Regions from separate parts of the Homo sapiens genome. Here region 2 is linked to region 1. The links are chromatin loops, found by intact Hi-C in ENCODE. Cell type or tissue: PC-3. All regions are shown on one strand. Links, peaks and the distances in the headings refer to the core of each region. The heading gives the core; the rest is flanking DNA.

Region 1 (10,500 bases), core at 3,149-5,648:
AGTGCGCCATGATCACACTACTGCATTCCAGCCCGGGTGTGCAGCCAGATTCTGTCTCAAAAAACAAACAAAAAACCCAAAGAGTCCAGAAATAAATCCACACATACATAGACAAAACTGGATTTATGACAAAACTTGAAGCTCAGAGGACAGAGGAAAAAATGGTCTTCATAATTGGTATTAGGGAAATTGGCTATTGGTATTTCTTTTTTTAAAATAAATTTTGGCCCCATCTCATACCATATACAAAAATCAGTTGCAGATGGATTGGTCATCTAAATGTGAAAGGTAAACGAATAAAGTTTCTAGAAGAAAATAGGAAAATATCTTCCTGGTCTTGAGGTGAGAGAAAACTCTTCCTAAACAGGACACTGAAATCCCTAACCATAAAAAAAAAAAACAAAAAAAAACAGATAAGTTGAACTATATTAACATTAGGAACTTTTGTTCATCAAAAACACAATTAAGAGAGTGAAAAGGCAGGCCAAGCGCAGTGGCTCACACCTATAATCCCAACACTTTGGGAGGCCGAGGAGAGTGGATTACCTGAGGTCAGGAGTTCAAGACCAGCCTGGCCAACATGGTGAAACCCTGTCTCTACTAAAAATACAAAAAAATTAGCTGGGTATGGTGGCGGGCGCCTGTAATCCCAGCTACTAGGGAGGCTGAGACGGGAGAATTGCTTGAACCCAGGAGGTGGAGGTTGCAGTGAGCCAAGATTGTGCCATTGCACTCCAGCCTGGGCAACAAGAGCAAAACTCTGTCAAAAAAAAAAAAAGAGTGAAAAGGCAAGCCACACAGTTCAACACTATATTTGTAATACATAAAAATGATAAGGACTTATATTCGTAATATATAAAGAACAGCCACAGATCAGTAAGAAAAAGAACACACACAATGCCCCTAGTATTGGGTGGCATTGGAATGGGCACAGGCATTTTTGGGATCCTGCTAAGAGAAAGTTGAATAGGGATACACTTAATTTGGGTTAGTGAGACGTATCTGTGTGGCTCGCAGTCACTTCTGTGCACAGTTGTTGCCAGCTGTTCTGCTATAAGAATGGGTTCCAGAATGTGCTTGCTTCCCCTGCACAGTGTTCCCAGCATCAAGGCCCAAGGTACAACACTCTTCTAATCACAGGCGTAACATTTTTAGTGGAGAAGCCAGTCTTCAATGACACTGGGTCTAAACAGAAGGTTTCTCCCTCAGGGATATACTCAATAACGCAATGATTATAAATCCAATGCATTGTATTTTTATTTATTTATTTATTTAATCATTTTTTTCTTTGAGACACAGTCTCACTCTGTTGCCCAGGCTGGAGTGCAGTGTCTTGATCACAGCCCATTGCAGCCTTGACCTCCTGGGCTCCAGCCTCAGCCTGCTGAGTAGCTGGGACTACAGGCACGGGCCACCATGCCCAGCTAATTTTTAAATTTTTTTGTAGAAACAAGGTCTCACTATGTTGCCCAGGCTGGTTTTAAACTCCCAGGCTCAAGTGATCCTCTCACCTAAGCCTTCCAAAGTGCTGGGATTACAGGTGTGAGTTACCATGCCTGGACTATTTTTATTTTTTATGACAGTCAAAGTCAAGTGTTTATCAGGATTTCTGAGTTTGTAGGACAGAAGTCTATAGTAGTGCTATATATGGTGAATATGGCTGTGTGAAGTCACATATTTATAAATCCCAACCACTGTGCTAGAAGAAATACTGAATTGACACTCTATAGAAGATATTACAAAACCGTTGACATGCAAAGAGGAAATAGAAAAGTATGAAGTCAAAAAATGAAGGAACTACTTCACCCATTAGAATGGCTATTATCAAAAGACAGAAAATAACAAGTGTTGCTGAGGAGCTGTTAAAATGGGAACACTTGTACATTCCTGGTGTGAATGTAAAATGGTTTAGCCACTGTGGAAAATGGTATGATGATTCTTCAAAAAAATTAAACTTAAAATTACCATGTGATCCAGCAATTCCACTTTGAGGTATACACTCAACTGAAAGCACAGACTCAAATAGATGTTTGTACACCCATGTGTGTATGGCAGCATTATTCACAACAGTGAATAGGTGAAAGCCACTTAAGTGTCCATCAATGGATGAATGAATAAACAACATGTGGAATGTCCATACAATGGAACATTATTCAGCCTGAAAAAGGATGGAAATTCCGATACGTGCTACAATATGAAGAACCTTGAAGATATTAAGTGACGCAAGCCAGTCAGAAAAGGACAAATACTGTATTTGTCCACTCGCACGAGGTAGTAAGGCTTTGGGGAGAAACACAGCAAAATCAGCATAGCCCACCAACTCCACTGCATTGAAACTGCTTCTGCATCTGTCAACCTGACTGCCGGGCACAGCGTGGCAAATCCCGGGCATTCAACAAATATTGTGGACCGCCACTACACTGGGGCCACCAAAGAAATATGATCAAAGCTGCATGAAGCAGTGCATTGAGGATTGACTGCTAATGAGTTTGGCTCATTTAAGACTTAGAGTAGTTACATTCATAGGGACAGAAAGTAGAATGGTGGTTGCCAGGGACTGCAGAATGGGGAGTTGTTCCATGGCTACAGAGTTTCCATTCCACAGGGTGAACAGAGACCTGGAAATGGTTAGTAGTGATGGTCGCACAACAGTGGGAATCTACCTAATACTACAGAACTGGACACTAGAAAACGGTTTAAATGTGTGTGGTTTTTTTGTTTGTTTGTTTTGTTTTTTGAGACAGAGTCATGCTCTGTCAACCAGGCTGGAGCGCAGTGGCTCCATCTCAGCTCACTGCGATCTCCCGGGTTCAAGCAATTCTCCTGCCTCAGCCTCCCAAGCAGCTGGGACTACAGGCACGTGCCACCACGCTCAGCTAATTTTTGTATTTTTAGTAGAGACAGGGTTTCACCAAATTACCCAGGCTGGTCTCGAACTCCTGACCTCATGATCCACCCGCTTCAGCCTCCCAAAGTGCTGGGACTATAGGCGTGAGCCACTGCGCCCAGCCTTGAGCCACCGCGCCCGGCCTGTGACTTTTAATTTTTCCAAATTCATTAGCAGTGGATCCTCAGTGCACTACTTTGTGCAGCCTTGATCATATTTCTTTGGTGGTTCTAGTGTAGTGGTGGTCCACAATATTTGTTGAACGCCCAGGATTTGCCGTACTGTGGAAAGCAGGCGGGCCGACAGACGCAGAAGCAGTTTCAAGGCAGTGGAGTTGGTGGGCTGTGCTGATTTTCCTATGTTTCTCCCCGAAGCCTTAATGGCTAGATCGTAGACCAGGTGGGAAACAAGAAGGGAAATGGGGAGAGTGGAGGGAATCTACTGGGGGATGGGTGAGTGGAGTTGGGGACCGGTGGAGGATGTAAAGAGAATCCAAGCGGAAAAGAGTGAAGCCCCCTGGTGGACAGAGGTGGTAGGGGTTGTGAGGAGCAGCCAGGGCCGTTGTCCAATTCCAAGTTAAATACCCAGGAAATCAGCCAAAAGCTGACTTGCAGGGCTGTGCATCTTAGAAAGTGTTTCAATTGCCACTATCCTTGCCTGGGCCAACTATGGCAATGTATGGACAACAAAGCCCTTTCCCACATAGTATCTGATTTTATTTTATTTCTACTCACTTTTTTCGTACATACTACATTGTTATCTTTTGAGGGTGTGGGTTGTTTTTTTTTTTTCAACTTTTTTTGTTCTGTGGTTGGTACCAAAGTGGTGTTATTATTGATCCCAAATTTTCTTCTGTTTCACATTAGGTCAATGTTAAAACTAGAAACAAGACTGCTGAATATTGTTTTCTAATGTTTATCTTCCATAAATCTAGGTCTTAAAAAACAGAATAATGCGATACTTGGTTTTTAACACAATGTTTGCTTATCAGTATCTAAACATATACACACATGCAATTAAAACTGTATATTCTGTTCGTATCCAGGCTGGCCAACATGGTGAAACTCCATCTCTCCGAAAAATAAAAATTAGCCGGATGTGGTGGCATATGCCTATAATCCCAGCTACTTGGGAGGCTGAGGCAGGAGAATCGCTTGAACCCGGGAGGCAGAGGTTGCAGTGAGCCAAGATTGCACCACTGCACTCCAGCTTGTGCAACAGAGCAAGACTCTGTCTAAAACAAAACAAAACTGTATTCTAAGCTTATTTGGGGAAAATGGACCAATTTTCAAACTAATTGAGGAAATTCAGGAGCATAACGAGTTGGTGGCAATATCATTTATATCAATATAGTCATTTATATCACTATATATGTATTATATCAACATAGTGATTCCAACCCAAACCACTATATTCATTTTCACTTCAGCAACATAGAAATAGCCATTGATCATTTCAATCAGAAAAGATCCTGCTAAATGTGTCCCCTGACTTTGTGAAGATGTGGTGACGTGGCCGTTTCATCCAAGTGTTCTGGTCCAGCCCAGAGGTAGGTGGAGTTAGATTTCTGGAGCCTCGTGGAGGCGTTCTGTGGCTACACAGTGACCCCTACTGCTCATTACGGGAGTGAAGAAAGCCTAGAGCGAAATCAGGAAAACAACGTGCTGATTCCTGAGCCTCAGAAAACTGAGAAGTAGGCAGGGCTATACCATTTTCTCTGCACTTTATGAGCATAATAATTCTTCAAAGGACTGGCTGCATCTACAAATACCTACTAAATGGAAACCGTCAAATCAAATGGGAGGCTCACAGCAGATGCCAACTCCACCGAGCGGATCTGGGCCAGGGTGAGTCCAGGAGAACACCTGGTTGTCGCTGCAGAGGCTGGGCACATGTTTGCTCTGTGGGTCAAGAGCTGATGGAATCAGGAACAGCAGGGAGAAACTGACCCTCCCTTCACCTTTGCCAGGAAGTGACACCTCTTGGCACCAGAATGTCTAGGGCTGGGTTTGGGAACCGGGGTGTGACGCTTCTATTGCTCACCGGCAGATCTTCCACTCCTTTCCAGAAGAGTCACCGGAGATGTGTCAAAGTCTCTATCCCTGGTCCCTGTTGCCAAGTCAGGACTTTGCTGGGCATTCCTAGAGTAGGTGTGGCAGCTCATAGGTCACCTTTGGAGCCAAGGTAAAGATGGCAGCTTGGTCTGACTAAGGAGGAGTCCACAGATGCGGCTCGTCCGCACAGCAGGCAGTGCAAACCCAGGCAGGAGCTCATCATCTTTGTAAGCCTTATTCAATGAGCCCCATTTTATTTTGCTGCTGATTAAAGCTATGTATCATAGAGAGGCATTGCCTGATGTTCAGAGTGCAGGGCCTCTGGGAGCCTGGCATGAAGGGCCCAAGGACAACCAGCTTAGCACTCAAGTATCCACCTGGTACCTGCAAGATGGAACAAGAGAATGTATGAGGAAACCCTCTGAGCTGCACAAATATAGGAACGGTGGGATATACAGACACATACTGTCTTGCTGGTCTGGAAATGGTCCCTGGGATGTGATGGGGAAGGATGGGGTAAATTCAACTGGGATAAATACAACAGAAGTGAGCGCAGAGCCAGAGGCCTGGGGCAGCCAGCTGTTAGCGCTCCTCAGCCTCTCTCCGTCAGAAACTGTCTTCCTGTTCCAGCCAAAGTCTCTGCTACATCTGTGAAGTAGAGGTACTGACAAGCATTTCACCCTGCTGATGTCCTGCCTGGAAGGACCTTACTCTGGAAATAACACACCACCACCAATGCCAACAACCTCATCACTCAGTGCTTTTAGACAGCAGAAAGACAAATAAATTCTACTATTTAGAGAGAGTCTATCGTGTACCAGACCTTGTTCCAAGTACTCCATACTTCTTAGCTTATTTAATTCTTCCAACAGAATTCTTATCCCTATTTTACAGGTGAAGAAACGGAACTGCAGAGAGGTTAAGCCACCTGGGGCAGGAACTAGGATGGAAATCCAGGCAGTCTTGTTGCTGAGACCATCTCCATAATCCTCTGCTAAACTTCTTCCTACCGAGAAAGACATGTTCTGGGAGAGCAAGGGCTAAGAGGCTGCTCCTTGGTGGGTATATTACTGTTCTTTCCACTCTCCATGACCTCTTTTTACGTGTTTGTATGAGTGCTTTATTTCTTGCTGTCATTTTTTGAAATGATGAAGCAAGGTAGCCGTCTGTTAAGGAAAAGCTGGAAGAGTTTTCCATGTGCCTGCTGCTCCGGTCCCGGGTGAGGAGCGCTCCCAAGTGGCTTGTTCAAGGCGGTCTGTTTGCTGACAACATACAATGCAAACAAGGGCTCCGGTGGGGACGTCAGAGGAGCAGCTGCTCGGTGTCTAGGAGAGCTTGAGTGTGGTTTGCAAAGCAAACTGACTCTAATTAGGACAAATACTGTGGTGGCCTGGGACCTCTGAAAGATAAAGCAGCAAGGAAGTATTGACCAGGACGTTTCCATGGGCCGAAGTGCAGAAATAGAGGAGCAGTCCAGGGATGTAAGGGTTGCTCTCTCATTGACTCTAAGTCTACCTGTGTCAATGACTCTGTCTGTGGAGACCCAAGAGGAAGTCAACCTGCAGCCATTTGACACCTTTGGTATTTAAGGGGACAGCTTTGCAGAAGGAAAGGTGAAGGCTACTTAGGAGGAGGCGGCGCTTGATCAAGGTGTTGTTTAAATGTTTTTACCAGTTTAACAACCTCGCAGGTTAACACAGGCCCACATCGCACAGAAGTAAGCTGGCGAAAGGAAATAACACAAGCAAAAGTTGTTTTCAGAGAGAGAGGAAGGGAAAAAGTCTCAATGTCCTTTCCCCTACAGTGCTTCCTGGACTTTAACATTCATGCCTATCATCTGGGATCAAGGCAAGGAGATCCAGGTTTGAGCCTGGACATTGCCAGCCTTTAGCTGTGCATCTTGGGCAAATCACTCAGCTCTGTGGGACATCAATTTCCTCATACAATTGGCACCTACCTCATAGGGTTGTGGTAGAGACTGAATGAAACGGTGTAAGCAAAAGAGCACAGGGGCTGGCACAGAGTGAACGTCAGCAGCTAATTTTGTTTTCATCATTAGCAGCTAATTTTGTTTTCATCATTACTATTGACAAGCATTCATTGAACAAGTACTCACCTGTGCTGTAGTAGATGATCTTGGTTCCCACCTCCCCCCCCCCCCCCCCGCCAGGTGTGTGAGTGCCGGCTGCAGACACAGCTGCCGACTTCCCAGAGAGCTGCCCTCTGCAAAGGGCATTGTACCACCTGGCTATGCCTGGAAGGTTGTACCCAATGACTGACTCATACAGGTGCAAAAACCTGGCCCCCAACGCATGGCGGGACAACTCTGTGGTGCATTCAGGTACCAGAACTCTTCAGGGGAATCAGGTCAGGTTAGACTCATCTGAAGCCACAATTTTGCTTAGCTTTTCCCTGGATAACTTCCCTCTCCTCCCTGCAGATTCCCCCTGAGTGCCCGCCCTCCAGCCCTCACTCCAGTGAGGGGCCTGACCTGAAACAGCTGTCTGCCCTTGCCAGGCTCAGAGGTGAGTGGTGAAGAAGCAGTTGCCCCTGCCCAAAATGAGCCTATGCTCTGCTGGGGGAGACTGATCAGTAAAGGGACAATTTTTTGTCATAAGGAATTCCATGGAGGTAACTGAGGTGGCACCAAAGCTCATAGGATGCTACTGCAGGAAGCAACAGCTAAATCAGGCCTTCTTGGGTGGGGAGGACTGGCCAGGCAAGCAAGGGTGAAGGGTACGGGCAGAGAGAGCACCACCTGCAAGGCTCAGAGAGGGCAGGATGGGTTTTCAGACTTGAAGGGGTCACTTAGAGGCCCCAGGACTAAGGAAAGGGTTTGCCGCCAGAACCTTTTCTTTCCGTGGACCACAGAGGTGACCCCTGGGCAGAATCTCCATGGCAACAGCCCACATTCCCTGAGGCTGACTTTTGGGCTGATGCTGTTGGGATAACGTAGAGCAGCAACCTTCAAACAGATTAATTCCTTCCCCATGGATGGCTTGGTCTGGTCGGAGCCTCAGTTGCAGGTGGACTCAGTCCTCCTTCCCACACTCAGCAGAAGGAACACGGCTACCGTCACAGCATGACAAATACTATACGATTCTGCTCATGGCAAATACTATGCAATTCCACTCATGGCAAATACTATGCAAACCCGCTCATGACAAATACTGTGTGATTCTACTCATGACAAATACTATGTGAATCCATTCACGACAAACACTATGCGATTTCACTCACAGCAAACACTATGCGATTTCACTCACAGCAAACACTATGCGATTCCACTCATGACAAATACGATGTGATTCCACTCATGACAAATACTATGTGAATCTATTCACAACAAACACTATGTGATGCCGCTCGCGGCAAACACTATGCGATTTCGCTCACGGCAAACACTATGCGATGCTGCTCACGGCAAATACTATGCGATTTCACTCACAGCAAACACTATGCGAATCCATTCATGAAAAATATGATGTGATTCCACTCGTGGCAAATACTATGCAAATCTGCTCATGACAAATACTATGCGAATCCATTCATGACAAACACTATGCGATTCCGCTCACGGCAAACACTATGTGATTCCGCTCACAGCAAACACTATGCAAATCCACTCATGACAAATATGATGTGATTCTGCTCATGACAAATGCGATGCGATTCTGCTCATGACAAATACTGTGCAAATCGGCTCGTGACAAATGCTATGCAAATCAGCTCACAATAAACATTATGTGAATCTGCTCATGACAAACACTATGCAATTATGCTCATGACAAACACTATGTGATTCTGCTCATGACAAAAAACTATGCAAATCTGCTCATAACAAACTCTATGCAATTCCGTTCATGACAAACACTATGGGAATCTGCTCATGTGAGGCATCTAGCAACAGATTCACAGACAGGAAGTGGGACGGTGGTGACCAGGGGCAGGGGGGCGGGGGTTGTTGTTTAATGGGTGCAGTTTCAATTTGGGTAGATGTAAAAAATTCTGGAGGTGGATGGTGGTGATGGTTGCACAACAGTGCCAATGTCCTTAATGCCACTTTAAAATGGTTAAGATGGTGACCTTTATGTTATGTATATTTTACTGCAATAAAAAAAAAAATCTCTATTGTGGTGCTGACGCTTGCCCAGCAATGTGACCCTAACTGTATCTGTGATGATTCTTCTGCCCCAGGAAGCTCTTTGTGGCATCTCTGTCCTCCTCATCATTTTTTGTTTTGGTTTGCTTTGGGTTTTTTTGGGGGGGGAGGGGCGGGGTTTGTTTTGTTTTGTTTTTTTTTACAATAGAACAGAACTGAAAGCCATAAGAAAAACACTAACAGAGATTCTTGGTCCTAGTTTGGGTTCACAGAACAGTGATGTCATTTTAAGAGCTTCCTATGTCACAGCCAGAATAGAAATGACAACTCCAGCATCCGCATGTGTCTTCCCCGCCTCGCCCTCCATGTGAGTTCTGTTGTGGACCAGTCACTTCTTACTGGCCACAGTTTCACAGGAGGTACTCAGGGGATGTTCTGGAAGGAGGAAAGTGGGGAAGGGATGGATGGCTCTTAGACCCTCCGGTGCCTTAGAACCCCTCCTTGTTCAGATAAAGAGAAGTTTGCAAGAGCCAGGGAGGTGAAGTCCAAAGTCACTCTCTTTGCTTTTGTAAGTAAGCGGTGACCCTGGCTGGGGTCAGAATCAGGTCTCCTGATTCCTAACGCAAGACTACTCCCACTGAGTTATCCTAAAACTTGACAGTCCAGACGCCATTTGATGACTTTAGTTGTCTAATTAACTCCCACCTGGAATAACTAAACTTTTGTGTTTCTCTTATTTGTTTCTTTGATACCTAGTGTTTGCCCAGCTAAAGTAAACTTTTCAAAGATATGGAGCGGGGTGAGAGGACTTGTTTTTTATACCCTGATAAGTGTAAGAGGGTGCCTAGGTCTCTACAAAGTCCATTTGACTAACAAATTGAGGGTTCATGAATCTACATTAGACTCCCAAACTGCCTCCCTTGTGTTGGGCCCAAAGGAAAAAAGAAACAAAAATGTATTGAGCACTACCGAGTGCCGGCCCTGTGACAGTTTTCATAAAGCCCTCACAGAAACCCGGAGGTGGCATTGTCTGCCTTGTTTCAGGTGAGGCAGCCGTGGCTTGGGGCTTAAGGAACCAGTCCAAACCCACCCCATGGCCGCTGTTGGGTGAGTGGCACAGCTAAGAGTTAGGCAGCATGATGCCTGGCATTCAGCAGGCCTCCAGTGAAGGTTTGTTGAATGAATAAATGAACTCATATCCATCTGTCAATAACACCCCTACTCTCACCCCTTCCCCATTGTCATTATTTGGATAGTGGACCCTAGACAGTGTCCTCAGTCTCAACCACTAGGGTGACAACATAGTCAAATAGGAGACAAAAACATCTGAAAGAGGAAAAAACAAGGTTATTCTTGCTTTATTAATCAGTTTTATTAATCATTGAAACACATGGAGGTGAAGTGAAGGGTTGGAAAGGATGTTGCACAATTAGAGAGTTAATTTGTGTTCGAACAAA
Region 2 (9,176 bases), core at 2,403-4,902, 290 kb before region 1:
TCTCTACTAAAAATACAAAATTAGCCAGGTGGCACATGCCTTGTAGTCCCAGCTACCCGGGAGGCTGAGGTAGGAGAGTTGCTTGATCCTGGGAGGCAGAGGTTGCAGTGAGCTGAGATCGTGCCTTTGCACTCCAGCCTGGGCAACAGAGCGAGACTCCATCTCAAAAAATAAATAAATATGTAAGTGCCATGCTAAGTCACTTGAATAATCAGTGAAAGAATAAATGCTACCCCAAAGCATTTTTTATGCTTTGAAGCAGATGTGCCAATGTGCCCCCTGCCCCCCTGCCAACCTCTCAGCAAAAAAGAAGTCCACAGGGAAATTCAAAACTCCACAGCCATCTTCCAGAATCAGCTCTGAGGAAATGTCCTTTAGTGCTTAGCCTGCTGAGCCCTAAAGTAAAACCCACTGAGATTTATAACATGTGTTTCCAAATAAAAATTTATAAACTGCCTACTCAGAGGGACCTACCCTAAGTCCCTCCCCCTTCATAAATGGGCGATTCAGAAAGACTAGCCACCAATAGGTGACCAGATATGGCTAGGAACCATAGCTTTTTGCTTATATTTCTTACAGGCTGTTTTCTAACATGAGATAAAACAAAAAATTATGTCAAGTTGCATTTGTGTTTAAGTCTTAATGGTTTCTAGTGGAAGCATGGAACGCAGTTCCTAAAATTTAGGGCTATTTGCACTTCTTTCTTTACCTATTGAAAGTTAAAGACTCACTCCAAACATCTTAGTTTGCAGATGAAAAAATGCAGTCCAGAAAAGTGACCCAGATAAGGCCTGAAGCTAGCCAGAAGCAGAGGCAGGACTAAGATTCAGTTTCTCTAACCTCTATCCCAGGCTTTGTGATCTCTAAATATAGTTACAATGGAGATCAGATAGTAACACAGGCGGATGGGAGCTCTTGGCAGCGCCAGTATGTTAACCACAGAAACAGGAGGTGGCTGGTGAATGTATCTCATGACCAATCCCTCCCCTAACATCTACTGTATACATAGGGAATAAAAAATAGATAATTTTCTCTTGACATTTTTAGACTGGAAATTATGGCTGCTCTTGATAGAAGCCTAAAGATTCCAATAAACTTTTCTGAAATAGAACAGTGCTTTTAAAAGGGAAAATGGTTTTGTAGGCCACTGTCGTTTAACACAACTTAAGAAAGGTAAGTATAGTTAGGCTAAAAAGCTTCCCTTAATTTTGAGTACAAAAATGTGTTCATTTCAGTCATTCCCTTTTAAAGGATAATGAACTTGTCTGTGTGTTATAAATACAGAATGCAAGGCTGGGTGCAGTGGCCCACGCCTGTAATCCCAGCACTTTGGCAGGCCGAGGCGGGCAGATCACCGGAGCTCAGGAGTTCGAAACCAGCCTGGGCAACGTGGCGAAACCCTCTCTCTACTAAAAATACAAAAATGAGCTGCACATGTTGGCGCACACCTGCAATCCCAGCTACTCAGGAGGCTGAGGCAGGAGAATCGCTTGAACCCAGGAGGCGGAGGTTGCAGTGGGCCGAGATACGTGCCATCACACTACAGCCTGGGGGAAAAGAGCGAGACTCCTTCTCAAACAAAATAAATGAATAAATAATGAATAAATACAGAATGCATACACAAATGACACAATTCAGCTTTATTTTTACTTAATTATAACAATTTTTAAAAACTCCATGACTTTGTGCTATTTCTAATATTTAAATAAAAAACATTTCAAATTTTGCACAAATAATTTAGGCCAATACATAACTAGATTTGAATAAAGTCAGATGAAGCAATAATTCCTCCTCTGTGTTTGAAAGGAATGAGTGTGGTTACAAAGTCACAGGATGAGTCCCTGGGATCTGGGGTGGGAGAAGGGGTGGATCAAGAATGACTTGGGCTTGTCACTCCCTAGCAGGCTGAGGGCGTGACACAGCAGCTCGGTGGCGGAGAGGTCTATTCTAGTTTCTAACACTCCAATGCTAACTTTTTGGATGTATTTCCTTCTAGCATGTAGAAAGGGCTTTTCTTGGCTGCCAGGAAGTAGGGAGCAGGGATGTGGCATGGTGATGATCTGAGGACAGCCAGGCATATGCTCAGACACTTTGGAAAACTGGGGAGGGGGAACAGGGAGACAGAATCTTCATCTTCTTCCTTTTGTGAACTGGGGAGGAGGGTGCTTGGTGACATTTTCCTGAGTATAAAGAAGGAATACAGGTTTGAAAGGTTTGTAATTGTATATGAAAACAGGTATTGAAAACCAATACTGGGGGAAAAAAGGCATTGTAAACACTTCTATTTAAAATGAAGATTTCTGGAACAACTATACTATATAGTGGTATCACAAGTCTTTAGCTGGTAAGATCTAGCACTGAAACAACTCTTAATTTTTAACTTGTGAGGGTTCTTTTTAAAGCACCACTTAAGACCTATATATTAAAAAAATTAAATATAGAAAGATTGTTCTATCTAATAAATGAGTTTGAGAATGCACAGGAAACAACAAAACCCATTTTTAACCTCTGGTAACTGAAGTGGAGCATTAAATTCAAAGCCACTTTGAGGATTTCCTACATTGTTCACCTAAGGGAAAACAAATGCAGAGCTATCAAAGAGCTTCTCGATAAATTCCCAGACCTTGGAGGGCTACAGCTTTTCATAAATATGGTCACTGGACTGATGATTTCTAAATTTTAAATGTAATACCCCCAAAAAGTAAAATATAGGATTTATAAGTATTTTATTTTTCTGAGAAATGACCAAAAAATTGGAACCAGTTTTAACAATCTCTGAAAACTTTAAATTCTAGACATGTTTATTTTGAAACACACTTCCAAACAAGATAAACAACAATATGTAAGTCTACTACACTGCAGAAGTAGCTTAAACTTGCCAAGACATCCTCCTTTGCACTTGTTTCCTCAAGAGTTGCTAGGTCATTTTTTTTGCCTGTGGCCAGCAGCCTCTTTAAAAACAACAAAGGACCTAATGTCAAAGTCACTCTCAGGTGTTTGCCCTGCCAGCTCAGGCCTTCTCCGCACACCGCACCCCGAAGGAGCACGGAGGCCCGCAGGGCTGGCTGGCCCTGGTTCCAGCCTCACCGCCGGTTGGACCGCTTTTCGTACTTGTCCTGGCTGCTCCGCTTTCGTGGCGGGGAGTAACTGGCGGAACCTCGAGCGCGGAAGCTGTGCTTGTAAGGATGGCTTCTGTGTTTCTTCGGGTTTTCTTCTTTCTGGGCCTGGCTCTTCGCTGGTTCCTTATCGCCCTCTTTTTGTTCATGGTCTTGCTCTTTATGAGAGGGCAATGTGTTTTTAATTGTGTTAATTAGAAATCTTTTATTGGTGCTAGCAAGAGGACACTTCATCCTGGGGTGGGGAGGAGAAAAGAAAAACCATCACAAATCAAATGGTTAACTCCAAAGCTGGACCCACTATCGTGATTAGTACCAAAGAATCCTGCTCCCACAGAATCGAGTTTCTGAATTTGTTAGCTTTCCTTGCATGCCACCTAGTGTAAACTCTGAGTACCAGGGAGGAAAAAAAAAGACGATTGGAATTCTTGAGACAAGACTGGCTGGAACACTTTAAACCTTTCTTCCTTCCTGGGACTAAATTTCCTACTGAAGTTCATATGTACAGGTATTGACCACACTGTGAACTAACAGAATCATTTAATATTTTCTTTCAAACTAGTAAGTGCCCTATTTTACTGTAACTTATTTTGGATTAAATTTATTGCATCTTGCGTTTTATTACCAGACAGTGAAAACTGTTCCTTTCCAAGGAAACTAAAAAGTATATTCTGCTGTATATTAAATACAGGAGCTAAAGGATCTACTATAGAATAAAAAAATTGTGTAAAGAATCCATAAATATGCAATAATCTTTTACTTAAAAAAATTCTTACACTTCTATTTCAGGATGCCAGGCTATGCTCTGTGGAGGAGCACTTTACTCAATCTCCTGCCCTGGTGAATTTCTGTGCAGGATATATTTCAGTACCTTCATGATTCAAGTTTACCTAGGAGAGGCTGCAACCAATCAAATTGCTAATTAATGTGCTTAGATCTACTTATATACTATGTATTATCTTTTTCAGGTGTTAATAAATCTTTCATTTTCAAAAAGATGACCCTATACAAATGAGAACGTTCATATTTCTCTTAGCCTTGAGGTGTCTGCCATATGATGGGCTACTTTAGGAGTATGCTGATTCTCAAAATCATGTTATTCAGGGTGGCTGGTATTAAACAAAAACGAATGTAGAATAGCCACATTTCTATAAAACTTTGATTTACAGAGAACCCCAAACAATACTTCAAAATCAAGCCAACAACACTCCACATAGGAATTGTGTGGACTAGTACTGTACAGGTGAAGTATAAGCAGTCAGGCATTAGCATAGCCTCACTCACAGAGGTCAGACCATCTCAGAAAACCAAAATGGCACTGAATCTGGAAGTAAAAGGAAGAAAAACAAGAAAATACCTCCTGCTGCAAATAGGTAGCTCTTGAGCCTACAAGGACAGAGAAAATATCTGAGAAAAATGGTCAGGCCAGAAAAGTGACAAAGGAATGAACTAGAACAAGGAGAAACTTAGAAAAGGACAGTGGAAAATTAGAAAATTTAAGAAAAGGACAGTGGAGTGCAACAGAAATAGTGGGAACATTCAGAGGTGGTGACAGCTCTGGAGTTTAGAAGCCACAGTGAATGAGACGAAGGGCAAAGAAGAAAGGCAAAAACAAAGAAAAAACAGTTCTGCAAGTACGAACTATAGAGCTTCACAGAGCTTCCAGAAAAGGTACACCAGCATTACGCTGCCTTAGTAGTCTCAAGGTAAAGACATTTCTACCTCCTGGGGGCACGCTGGCATTAGGACATTCCTGTGCGGGAAGACAGGCACGTGATGAGAGGCAAGCCGAGTTCTCCTGCAGGGTCTGACAGGGTACTACTGAATGCAGGCGTTGCTTTGGTGAAGACACTTGACCCACTGCAGTTGCAAACTCAGCAATGATTCAGAACAGTATTAAACACTGGCATGTTCCAAAACAGCATAACACAGACAGCCTACAGGAAAAACTACCCTCCATCACAGAGAGTAAAAAGCTTAGAGGGCCTGTCTTTGGCAATGGTGGCCTGGTGCTTACTACAAGAGCAAAATCTTTTTTATAGACAAATGAACTACATATGTCTCTTGGATATATAGGGCTAGGAGTAGCTGGTGAAACATGTCCAGCAACAGAAGAATTCTGGGGTCTTTTCACTGAAGTGGGCCATCTCAGTGGTGGTAAACTGGCCAGTTCTTCTCTGCATTAAACAACAAGGAAGGGTACTTTTCCCAGACGTGATGGTAATCCAGGATCTCAGAACAAAACCTTTGGTAACTACTGGTGAATTCCACTCTATTTTGCTGTTTTCAATGTCAGATCATCTTTAAAACCAAATGCTTCCTCGAGGTGAGCAAAGCCCTGCTACTAACTGCAGCATTCACGCCAAGAGGCAGAGGGGACTGCACCTATCTTCCAACTGCTAGTGTAACCCACTGACTCAACATAGTGACCCAAAGAGTTAGCCAGAGAATGAGATGGTTTTATAGAATAATTCCACAAGAAAACTGGCATTTACATCTCTTTTAACATCAGAGATGCAGTTTTTTAATGTTGGTTATGCCTGGGATTCTATTCTAGGTAAATAGCCAAGGGTGGCCTGAGGAGATCTTGGTTTACTGGGGTGGGGTGGAGGTGGGGTTTGAAAGTCAGACATCTCCCAGGCATGCCAGTACACATTTTAGAAGTGATGACAAGTGCTCATTCACACTCTACTAATAAATAGGGCAGGGCAATGAGATACAGTAGTTGCAAGCAGATGTGAAGGTACATATAGTAAATCATTTTATATAAAGAAATTCCAAAATCTGCACAGAATAGATCCAAGTCTAAGGACGGCAACATCAAAACCAATGTCTGAGGGAATCAGTGGGGAGAGCTTCTCTGGCCTTTAAGGTAGAAATTAATTTTGCTGAATCTCACAGTTGGTTGTTTCATTGCTAAGAAATCACACTACATGAGACAGTGGCTGGGCACACATGCTCTGGAATCACACTAACAGACTGGACTTTGGGCATGTTATGTAATCTCCCTGCTGCCTCTTAGCTGTTAAGTGGGGATAATAATGGCGACTATCTTAAAGGGTTGCATGCAGATCAAATGAATTAGAACATGTAAAGTACTCAGAACAATGCCTGACACATAAAGGCATTTGGTTAATTTCAGTTTTGGTTCACAGCCTACTATTTAATTAGCTGTGTGATCACAAGCAAGTTACTTAACTCCTCTTTGCATTCGTTTCCCCCACTTGCAAAATGGGAATAACAGACGTATCTACCTTATAAAGTTATTGTGAGGATTTAATGAGATAATGTATAAGGCATTTAGCATGGTATCTGGCATACAGCAAACTGCAACAAATGTTACCTACAGGTCCACAATTTCTTATCCCTAATTCCAAAATTTAAAAACCTATTAAAACCAAGTTATTTTTATGACACCAAAGTTTGTTTGGCAGCAAAACTTGATCTGACCTGACTTTGGGCTATTTATATAGTCTTTATCCCATTTAATATAAACATTCATGTTTTGCTGAAGAAATGATACCATGTTGAACAAGTACAGAGTAGTGGTGGGGGGGGTGTCTAGTACATGCTATCTGTGCTGTAATACCTTTCTAAAATGTAAAAATATCTAAAATTAGAGACTTATTTGGATACAAAGGTTTTAGAAAAAGGATGGTGGACATATATTATTTTACTCTCTCTTCATGAGAAAGAGTACACATAGCTCTCAAATAGGCTAATACATCCGGAATTTTTGCAAGATGGCAACTCAAGATATCCCAAAGCCTCAAATCACCTGTGATAATAAGTTAATCAAGAACAGAGTAGAATCTCTATGAAAGAAAAGATTAAGAAAAAAGTAAGCCATCATTAAAAGTTAATGAGACATTTTACATAAGTTTCCAAAAAAAGGGTTAAAATTTAAAAGTTTTGGTACTTTTAACATGGTTAGATTTGTATTTGTAGAAGTTTCAGATTCCCGGCTATCTCAATTCTCCATTGCCACCGGGATCAAGAGGCTACTACATACTACCTTTGAGCTTATCATTTGTATTTCCAACTGTTCCACAAACCCTCTAGGCCTCTGTCCTCAGACGTAAAACTAACGGTTGAAGTAGGTGGGTGATCTCTAGAGTCCCTTCCAGTTTTAGGATCCTCTGCTCATGCTCTGTACATTAACTCTTTAGAAAAGTTCACTCTTCTCATTCATCACATTAGGAAATTATTTCTTACTGCCATTTCCCGCCTCCCCCGATCTTCCACAGTATTTGAGATGACATGATAAACTGGCATTAGACACTCCACCATTCCTGGCTTTTCTCGTATCAGCTTTAGGGTAACCATCTGAGCCCTGAAATTGAGCATAAGATCATAGGCCACGGCTGCCTGCTGTGTCTGCACTGTCTGTCACTGTCTATGCCCAAAAGGTGTGCTGGGGGAAGGACTGGAGGAGGCCACAGGACAGGGCAGCTGATTTCCTGTCTTAGCTCTGACCTGGGGGGCGACTTTCTCACCCTGGCTAGTTATTTTTATATTTAGTTTATTTTTGTTTCTAGAAAGTTATGCTAGCTCACATGGTAAGAGCCAGATTTAAGGTGCTAACAACATAAATGGATATAAACCCTAAATATCATGAGACTGGTTAAATCTGCTTTGGAAAGTACCCATGACACAATGTCAGATTTGAGATCTGGCATTCTATCCAGGTTAAACTTTAAAAGGAAAGCAATTTCCTTCACTTTGAAACCTGTGGGCTCAGAGGCTGTGATGGAAGGGTTCCACATGCCATGGGAAAGGCTGACTGCTCAAGAATCTGCCACTGGAGAGATGAAGACTCACTGGGGCTAGAATTATAAGCTTTTCATCTTTTTTGTCTCTCTTGCTGAAGGATAGAGGTAGTAGTATCTAACTTTCCACAGATTTAGACCTGCTACCTTTTGCTTCTAAAATATTTCCTGAATAGGACCTATCTGAGAGTGACACAGGATCGCCAGCCAACAGGGTACGTTGAAGACACAATTACCTTGTGCTATTCCATTACCAATGTTGCCTCATTTCATCTCCACAGCCGTCATCCGAAAGGAAAGAAAAGAAAAAAGGTACAGCGCCTATCCACATCCCAAGCTAGTAAGATGCGGAGCCAGACTGGAAGCAGGGAGTCTGGAAAGGGGCAGAGAGAGTGGAGCAGAGAAAGACTCACTGCAGTCCAACCAGATGGCCAATTAACAGAGCAGTCAAGAAAGAAACCGCAGGTGAAAAGCTTGTCAGCACGCTGTGGCTAAGGCTCCTCATCCAGGACAGGCATGAAGCAGCAGATGCACACACAGTGACAGGTCTGCTGAGAACAGCTGGCCACTCAGGAGCCCAGGAGAGTCACCAACACAGCCAAGGACAAAGGTGGAGAGTCCCTTAAACATGCCTGACTCTGAGATGTGTGAAGTCGAACAGGTAGTGGGAAATAAGAATTATTTTTATGGTTAGGGAATAGACACCTTGGAGTCATGGAAGCAAGTTTCCATGCAGTGCACTTCAATGCGTTCTTTTATTCTATGGACAAATCCATTCCCATACTAGCAAATAGCGTATCTTCCATTCTGTACGTGTCTTTGCACTCTCATGGATGTAGGTCTGGAATAATGCATCTAGAAAGACTGAAGCAGAGGCCTAACTCTCCCAACTCTGCATGAAACAAGGGGAATATTTTTTATCTTGATGCTGTGGTTGATTACAACTCATTTTGTTGTTTAATGCTGCCACAACTACCAAAACCACCCATGGTGCTACAGTTTATAATTTGGCAATCAAATGCCTCAGCATGTGGCCACCTGAAAAATGCTTTTTATGGTGTTATAATCCCTATTAGTAAGCTGTTAACCCTTAATTACTGTGTACAACAGTCCTGAGGCTCACAGTGGGTGTTCAATGACTGTCTCCAACATTGTACCTAAAAGTAATAAAAAATCATTGACATGTGTTTGTCTGTATATGTATGTGTGTGTGTGTATGTGTGTGTATATATATATATATATATACACCTGAGATATGCAACGCATTATGCTAAGCACTGTAGCAAAGATA

Evidence for each region. Peaks named below come from ENCODE experiments on the same cell type or tissue, not always from the same donor. Only the 100,000 strongest peaks of a DNase experiment are listed, where the experiment ranks them.
Region 2: a loop joins it to region 1, with 9 times the contacts of the local background. A loop is called at or near these places in 2 of 110 quality-filtered maps.

The regions. Positions count from the first base shown.
Region 1 is chr13:27,368,819-27,379,318 of GRCh38, reverse strand. It overlaps LOC105370126 (a long non-coding RNA gene), which reads left to right and starts at 4,535. Exons shown (of 5, transcript XR_941783.4): 1 at 4,535-4,734; 2 at 5,836-5,999; 3 at 7,382-7,466. RefSeq lists an enhancer at 4,421-5,620. In PC-3, for the core only: CTCF peaks have their summits at 3,186, 3,394 (motif pointing left) and 4,505 (motif pointing left); DNase peaks (open chromatin) are centred at 3,428, 4,478 and 4,948; H3K4me3 peaks cover 854 bases; H3K27ac peaks cover 1,703 bases.
Region 2 is chr13:27,659,861-27,669,036 of GRCh38, reverse strand. It overlaps a transcript of POLR1D not described here. Among named protein-coding and RNA genes, the nearest start is that of POLR1D, 43 kb to the right of the region's middle. In PC-3, for the core only: a CTCF peak has its summit at 3,492 (motif pointing left); no DNase peak of the experiment used is centred there.